Linked DNA regions of Homo sapiens: region 2 is linked to region 1. Evidence: chromatin loops called from intact Hi-C (ENCODE). Cell type or tissue: PC-9. All regions are shown on one strand. Links, peaks and the distances in the headings refer to the core of each region. The heading gives the core; the rest is flanking DNA.

What was found. Peaks named below come from ENCODE experiments on the same cell type or tissue, not always from the same donor. Only the 100,000 strongest peaks of a DNase experiment are listed, where the experiment ranks them.
Region 2: a loop joins it to region 1, with 10 times the contacts of the local background. A loop is called at or near these places in 1 of 110 quality-filtered maps.

What each region holds. Positions count from the first base shown.
Region 1 is chr5:137,341,140-137,345,534 of GRCh38, forward strand. All of the region lies in intron 2 of SPOCK1 (SPARC (osteonectin), cwcv and kazal like domains proteoglycan 1), which reads right to left. Among named protein-coding and RNA genes, the nearest start is that of SPOCK1, 160 kb to the right of the region's middle. In PC-9, for the core only: CTCF peaks have their summits at 3,782 and 3,985; a DNase peak (open chromatin) is centred at 1,832; H3K27ac peaks cover 1,232 bases.
Region 2 is chr5:137,393,522-137,397,916 of GRCh38, forward strand. All of the region lies in intron 2 of SPOCK1 (SPARC (osteonectin), cwcv and kazal like domains proteoglycan 1), which reads right to left. Among named protein-coding and RNA genes, the nearest start is that of SPOCK1, 100 kb to the right of the region's middle. In PC-9, for the core only: no CTCF peak of the experiment used is centred there; a DNase peak (open chromatin) is centred at 2,050.

The DNA.
Region 1 (4,395 bases), core at 305-4,304:
CCCAAGGGGGAACAACTTCAAGCATTATGTTCTGCACGCGCTTGGCAGACACTTTATGCTCTGCAAGGCAAGGTCTCAGAGACAAAAGACAAGTTCTATCCTCTCCTAATGTGCATGTTTGCTCAGAGTGCCTTGCAGGCACAGTATAAATGTAGTTATATTTTAAGATCTGCTCAGAATAAACAAAACCTATTCCCAGAGACTTTACTCTTCATAAGTGTCAAGAAAATCCAGCAAATCGAACAGGTGTCTCACTGTACAAAGAGAATCAGGACGCTGCCAAGGAAGATGGCTTAGGCCTCACGGATGCAGTCATGTCTCAGGTTTGAAAAAATGATAGCAAAAAATAAAAGCAAAATGAAATATGTCACTTGGCTTTTGAGATTGTGCCTACTAGCACAGAAGGACGTGTGTGAACTAAGAGTTTTACAGGCTGATTACATATTTTAAACAAAAATTATCTTACTCACTCATTTGTTCCATGAGTTTTTACTGAGCTTCTGTGTGTCAGGCACTGTGGTAGACCCTCAGGCTATACCCCTGAATAGGACAGATACAGCCCTGGCCCTCTTGCTGAGAGTAGAGACGACACTTCCCAGCATCCCCTGCCAGTCACTCAAATAGGTTTGCAAAAACTCCATGTTTACAACGATGTGGGTAACAGCTAATCCCAGGAGAAAATCATTTCATACAGCAACATCTCTAAAAACTTGTTCCTTCTAATAATGTGTCACGGGAAGAAAACAAAAAGCTTTTGTAGCCAAATTACCTGAGAATGAGTGGTTTTAAAGCTGGCAAACTGTTTTCTCTACTGCAGGACTTCTCTGATCCTTTACCATGTGACTGTGCTCGGTGACTTGCCAGAGAGCGCCAGGGCTGCGGTGTGTGGGTACACAGGCCTGCCCAACTCCAGGAAATGAGCAAAGCCTTGCAAACATGTATGTGATCAGACATACTCTCAGCAAAGAGCGTTTTGATGGACGGTGTTCCACAGAAAGCACTTCAGAAAGACACCTCCGCGGAGGATAGTGTCTGAGTTAGACCTACTGTGGAGATGAAATCCCAGCCTCACCTTGGCCCTCCTTGCTAGGTATGCCATTGCCCTGATGCACCAATACAGAACTGCCAGGTTTCCTTCAGAACAAGAATCTCTTTCAATGGAAGAAAATAAAATTAAAAATCTGAAAGGTATTTTATTCTTTATGTCACTAAAAAAAAAATCTTGTCTTGGGCATTTCTTTCAGCTCACCCCATGGAATCGGTCACTATGAATAATTGAAAATATAAATAAAAAATTCATTTGGTAGCCCAGCCAATCTCTGCTGTGTCCGTGGAGGGTGGTAAGACTTGTTGTCTCAAGAGGAATTTCCATGACCTCTTTCCTACCCATTCAGGAGCAAATAAAGTCGATTTCCACTAGAAGAATGTCAGGCAGAAGTGTGAACAATAGTGGTGTTGAATGACAGAGACAGTAGGTTCCTGGAAGAAAATGAGGGTCTTCACAGGTTATTTAAAATAAAGAAATCTGGCTAGAGTTTCAGACTAGAAGAGAAGAGCAGGCTGAAATGGAAGATGCTCAGTTATTCACAGAAAATTACCTGTGGTTGAGGAAGGAGTCAGAGAACCTTGCCCTTTGGCAACACCGGAGAGTAGAAACTTATTTTGTCTGTTCTGGTCTCCAAGTTCGGTGCCCTTTTTGTTCCTCCTGGCTCTTTGTTCCACTCTTTGTTCTTACCTGACCCTTTCAGAAGTACAATATCTATATTCTCCTTTCCCAGTGAAATCTGATCTCAGGAAATGAGCTGAACCTCATTCACACCAAAATGTAATGACTAATGCTAGATAAATGATCTGATGCCAGATCAAGTGTTAAACCAAAAGAACTGTATTCCCAAAGCAGGCTTTCAGGCATCAGAAGGCTGCTGGGTGACTGTCTTTGAGCAGAAGGCCTTCAATCAAGTGCAAGTACATCCCGACACTTATCCACTCCCACAGGTGTCAGAGTAAGCCACAGGGGCCTCAGTCACAAAGGGGAGGTCTGGGAGGGTTTGGCTGTCCCCTCTCCAGTGTTCATGCTGATGCAGAGACTAGCTAGACCTGCAGACCTTCAGGAGGGGACAATGAGTTAGACTGAGGTCAAAAACCATATATCATTTCCTTTCCTTCCCTACTGAGGACCCTCTTGTCTAGGCTCACCCAGAGCAGAAGAGGTGCATAGGCCAGCTCTTCTCCCCACAAGGTCCATCCACACAGTGATGCCACTTTCAGTGCCCTGGAGATGTCCAAGCTCAACACTCCCATTCAACAGTGGAAGAAGGGCCCCAAGAAGGGCAGACGCTTCCCCAGGGCTGTACAGAGGACCTGTGGAAGAGCCTTGCAGAAATCAAGCACCTCACTGCTTCCAACCCACTCAGCTGCCTCAACTCTAGCAACCATCACAGCCACCTGTGAAGCTCAGCCTCTCAGCCCCGTTGTATGAAATCCCAGATCCAACAGGAAGCATATTCACACAGTTCCTCCTTAGGGTCAATCCCAACCCTCTACTTTTAGGGAACAAGAAGTCAATCCCTTCTACAATACCCAAGGATTCATCCTGCAACATGTTCCCTGGTGTTTGGCTATTCCTGTGTGGGGCACTCTGTTTCAGCATGAGAATATCAGAAAGCCTGTAAGGTGCTGGGGGCTACTGACATTCCCCCAGTTAACTGACTTCCAGTGGAAGTGTTAAGTCCAAGAGGTCACCTCTGGGAAACCCATACCAGGTGCCATACAGGAGACTTCAGCTCCCCATCATAGAACAGGATCAGCAAGTTTCATTTAACCAGGCTAGGGTCCACAGGAATGCCCAGTGAACTCTTTTCCCCACAGTGAGTATTGTCTATAACCTTTTGGGAATAAGTTTTCTGTACAAAAATATAATTGACACAATAAACAGCCCCTTCCCACAATGGAAAAACCTAATAGAATTTAATTATCGCAAAGAGATTCTGGGAGAAAAGAAGTTACACTTCTCTCTCTTGATCCCTCCCAAGAGGCTCCCATGCACCAGGAGTCTGAGCCAAAATAGCTGCCTGAGAAAGGCACAGCATGGCCCATGCTCAAGTGTGGGGAGTCCTTAATTAAAGTCCATCCTGTATGACTTTCCCTGATGACTATTTAAAAATCAAAACAAAGGTCATAAAGCCAGAACGTTTTATTCTACTTACAAGTCCGAAGTCATTTCACATTTGCGTGAATAACCTTCTGTGAAGACAGGTGTCACATCTTAACTTTTAGTGACCCTGTGGCACTTGCTGTCATTGAAGTGGGCTAGATGTTCACAGCACACCTCAGGGCAGCAGTTCTTAAGCAAAAGTGATTTTGCCCCCTAGGGGACATTTGCCAATGTCTGGAGATAATTCTGATGTTCACAAATGGGGAGGGGGCGGTGCCACTGACATTTAGTGGGTAGAGGTCAGGGATGCTGTTAACCAACCTATACTGTGCAGGACAACTGCCTGCAACAGGGAATTTTCCAGTCCAAAAGCCAATACTACCAAGGTTGAGAAACCCTGCTGTCAAGCAATGGTTTTAAACAACATTGGGCATAAGGTTTCACATAAAGTATTTAGTATAAACGCAGGTTTCTGGATTCTACCGACAGAGATTGTTTCAGTTGGTCTGAAATGGGAATTTGCCATTTTTTAAAAAAACAAAGACTGTTCCCCATTCCCCAAGGGATTTTGATGCAAGTGTTTCCTGTATTTCCAAAATGATGGGCTTGCAATTCCAAAAGCTACCACCAGGCAGCAGTGCTGTTAGCTTGGGTAACAAAAGCTTTATAGAAGGTTCTTAGGCAGAGTCTCAAAGAACCACACACGCTCTACTTCTCCACGAAAATACAATCACAGGTAAGTAGAAACATGGACTAAATATAGAAAGTGAATAAACTCACACAATATAGATCAATATTTAAAAAGAATGCAAACACCAGACGTTAGGGGCACCCTTCTAACAAATATTCATCTCTGCCTAATGTAACTTGTATGGAATTGTTTGGAGCCAAGTGATTTCAGAGCTGGAAGGACTAAAGTCATCCAGTCCCATAGCCTCATTTTAGCAAAGAATATGACTGCCTTTAAACGACCAGTTTCTAGAATTTGAGACCTTGCAATGCTGTGCCCACTCAGTCCCAATAGTGAGCACTTCAGAATCCCTTCCCTGATGAGCTCTTCCTGTTTATGGGGTGAGCCTGTGTCTGCCTCTGAAACATATCCCCAGCTGCTTGCACCTCTTGCAGTAAATACTCCTCCTGCAGAGATGGGCATTACCTGGATTCCATACTTCAGTGTTAACCAAATTTGCTCTATCCAAGAATCACCTAGGGCTTGGTCAAAATACAGGCTTTCCCTCTGA
Region 2 (4,395 bases), core at 81-4,080, 52 kb after region 1:
TGGCTGGTCGATTTGCAACAGATAGCTGGTATATACATCAAATGACATCAAGAAAAGTTCACAGCACATTAGAAAGGGAAGATCACAGACAGCAGAGCAATAACATGGTCCCAACTGTGTATGTGTGCTTATGTTCATAGGAGGTGACACAGCTGCAATTACATATTTCTAATAATTGTTCAACTAATGCTAGGCTGTTTCCCAGCCTAGCTGACAATGTTCTTAAGAAACAGTATCTGCTTTGTTTACCATAATAAACTTAAGTGCCTAACTCAAGGCCAGGAACATTGTATACACATAATAAACACTATTAAGTGAATGAATGTCCATGAAAGTGCATGCATCCACAGATCTAGAGGGTTCACACCAAATGGTAAAAAGTGGTTATCTCCAGATGTTCAAATGATGAGTTATGTTTTAGGGTTTTTTTTTCAATAAGTATTTTCTATTTTTCTACAGTTAACATGGATGACTTATATAATAAAGTAATAAGAGTAAAGTAATAAATCCTTCAAAATGAAGGTTCCTGGATTCCAGGCAGAGGCTTTCTCAGTCAGCCAAACCCCAGGCAATGCTTCCTTCTCTGAATCCTTGGTGTGCATTGTCATTCATTCTTGCATTTTTATTTACTTTTTTAGTGTCATTCATTCTTACATTCTTATTTACTTTTTTAGATAAAAACTCCTGATATTAAGAGTTGTACAGTTTACTGGTGGATCTTTATCTCCACCGGTAGACTGTAAAACTCTTTATTAAGACTTTTACACACTACACACTACACAGTCCCGTAGTACTTAATGTCAACTTTTAAAAATTAATTCACTAGCATCTCTGAATTTTATGACAATTCTGAAACAGAGAAAGTCCTAAAATTGTTGTACATTTGAAGAAACTGAGGCACAGTGAGTTGCTTAGTATCACAAAGGACAGCATTATAATTCATCACAAGGCTGGAATCAGGTCTCAAACCTTGACCTTTTCTCCAATGTTGCTGCCACCACGCCTTATAGCCTTCATCAGCATTAGTGCTGGTGACCACATGTGAAGCCTCCCACAGGCTATACCCTTTAAAGGCTGGGTATGAATCTCATTCATCTTTGCAACTCTCCCATCTGAACCAGAGCCTTACATGCAATAAGTGCTCAATAAATATTCCCTGAGCTGAACCAGGAGGCAGAGACCACAAGAATGAGAAAGCCAGCTCCAAGAGCCAGCTCTTGTTTCTTCCATGGGAGAAGTGTTATAAAGTGTAATAGGGTTTTAAGATAGTCTCCAGAGCAGAGTGAGTCTGTAAGGCTCATTAAATCTGGGGGTCCTTAACCCAAGACCCATGGATGGACTTCACAGGGTCCATCAAGTCCTGGAACTGTGTGAAAAATACTTTTTGGATATGTACAATGTTACTCAGGGAAAGGGTAAAGCTTTGATCAGAATTGGAGTCCATAACTCAGCAAAGCTGAGGTCCAGCAAGACCAAGTTACTTCTGCCCATTGGTGCATGGTGGCCAATGGGCAGACCTGGGGCCAAACCCAGACCTCCTCATTTCTACCCTGGGGTCTTCTCTTCCTTGTAGGCTGCCCAGCATGTGGCATGTGTACACCAATGACATGGTCCCAGAACACTGCATTTCTGCAGCTTGGAAGGATGGTCAGCTTTGTAGCTTTACTGGATTTTGTTGCCCGCAGACCACAATGTTTTGTAAGGGTAAAAAATTTCTGACGTGATCTGGATACATTCCTCTAATTCATCAGGAATTCATACAAATGTCAGGTGTGCCAAAGTAATTTTCTTTAAAATGATTTATCAGCCATACGAACACAAGCCATCCCACCTGATCTTTGGAATTAAAACCACATTTCTCTTCAGAAGGGAATAAAAGTGCAGTCTTGACAAACAGGACACATTTTCACTGGTCTGGGATGAGCTGGTCTCCATCAGGGAGCAAAGTGGTAAACAGGAGGACATTTTATCAGGCCTGTGAATCTTCCCCACATCTCATCCACACCAGATCTGGCACTTGATACCTGGTGACTCATTCCCAACTGACTGTGTTTAATAACTAACATAATCACCCAGCTACCAGCCAAACTGCAGGCAGCTGCTACATTATGTGTGCCCTGGAATAAAGGAGAAGGCAGGGCTATGGTGAGGTGAGGTGGTTGATGGAGCAGAAATAATGTTCCTGCAATGCAGCTTGGAAGAGATACAAGTCAGTTCCTGCAAGGCGTGGAGCTGTATTCTTGAGAGGTGAGGAGGTAAGCTCAGCGGGCCAATCCAAAGCATGCTGTTTATCCTGGGTGGGATTCTATCCTGCATGTGCACTTACCCTCTGAGAAAAGCCTAGATGGGAATAGCTAACCAAGGTCATTCACTTAGTTTCCTCCCAGAAAGATCCCAATCCCCCCCAATACAAATAGAAAGGCTACAACTGCCTACTAATGGCACCCATTCGTAACTCTGAATCTCTCTCCAACATAAGTTACGTTTCCTTGCAGCCAATAACATTACTCAATATTTTGCAGCTTTTTGAAGGACTGCCTCAGTTGAGGCTCTTGGGTTCCACTATCTAGAGACAGATGGAGATTTTAAGCCTCAGAACCCAGACACCAAACTGGATTTGGGGTTCCTCACTGAAATTCAGCCAGTTCTGTTCCTCAAATTTCCTGGGATAAAAAATTCCCTCCACTAACCTATCTCCAAAATTCCTTGAGTATTTCTTAACGAGAAGTAACATAGAAAACACCACCAGCAAGCATGACAAGTAGCTCAAAGGCATTTGACTAGCACAGTGTTTTTCAAAGTATGATACAACTAAGGATTTTGGAAAATATACATATATTTTTATTTAAGTAATTTACATGAAGGTGTATTAAACCTGTGGCTTCAAATGGATTATCCTTTAAAACTAAGTTAGGGGTAAAGAGGAATTGATTTTTTAAATATTTCTACATTAATTCCGGTGTCTGATAATGTGGCAGGAATCAGGACTGTGGTACCCACAAATCTAGGAAGCACTGGATTAGGTATGAGACTGGAGACGCCTGCCTAGTGCACCTGCTGCACCTGCAGCTACCTATGAGCACACATCTAGGTTGTGATTAGGGGAAGGCAATGAACATTCTCTGGTTATCTACTCTGTTTCAGAAGCCATTTATGCACTGTCTCACTTAATTTTCCTAATAACCCTATGAGGTAAAACTCAGCCTCCTCATTTTATAGCCAGGAGAAAAAACCCAGATACATTAAGTAGTTGTCCAAAGTAGTATACTTATTAATCTCATGTGCATTGAGTGACTTATCTGGCCTTGACATGTGGCTGAACCAATTCACTGCCACCCAAGAGAGGGTGTCTCAGGGGCCATCTATCCCCCTTAAAAAATATAACACTAAGAACTCGCTCTCCAAAGAGCCTTACGCGTTTATACTTTGAATGCTTAAAAAAACTTTTGCAACCATCAACACCTGTGTACCTTGTGGTATTACTTGAAACAGGGCCCAGAGATGTTGAGCAAGTTGCCCAAGGTCACTCAGTAAGTGAGCAATTGAGGCAGGATCAGAACTGAGACTTCCAGATTCTTGGTCCAAAAGCTCAACACCCTGCTCCATGATCCCACCATGATGTCAGGCCAAAGAGTCAGAGCCTTACCAAAGAACTCATCCAGAAGTGGGATGCAGGGAGCTCCATGGATGACCCTCTAGAACAGCAATGGCATCCCACCTAGCAAGGGCTGGTCCAAGAAGTGAGTGGAGCCACGCACACTCCTCCTCGATGTTTGAGGACTGGGTATGTGTGGATGCCAGTGGTGATGGACCGCTTGCTGTCATCTCCTAGAGATCAACATCTGGGCTGTACATGTGATCGTAGTTTTTATTTCTATCAAACAGAGCTTTCCAGCTTTACCTTCCTAACTGGATCATAAACTCCTTAAAAATCTTAAGGACAGAGATCAAGTCTGTCCTTCTCTTCACCATAAGCTCCTCTCCTCTCATAGAGGCAGCCCTGGATGTCAGGTTTATTCATTGTCCTCTCGCTCCTCACAACTGTCTCCTTTTCCTTGCCAACACTGGGTCAAATTGTGGACTTTACCTGTCTGTCCTCTGCTAAAGAACAGTGGTTGAGCATGGGAGCTCTGAAGAGAAACTTCCTAAGTTCACTTACTAGCTCTTGACCTTGAGCAAGTCACTTACCCTCTCTGAGATTCATGTCCTTCTCCATCAAGTGAGAATAACACTAATACAGACTACTCAGGGCTGCAAGGGGCTTAAGTCATTTCAGCTGGCTCTCACATATTCAAGATTCAGCTCAAACATCGCTCCCCCAGGAAGCCTTCTTGGACACACCCACCCTCCTGTCCACAGAGGCCAGCACTACACTCAGCATATACTTGATGCTTA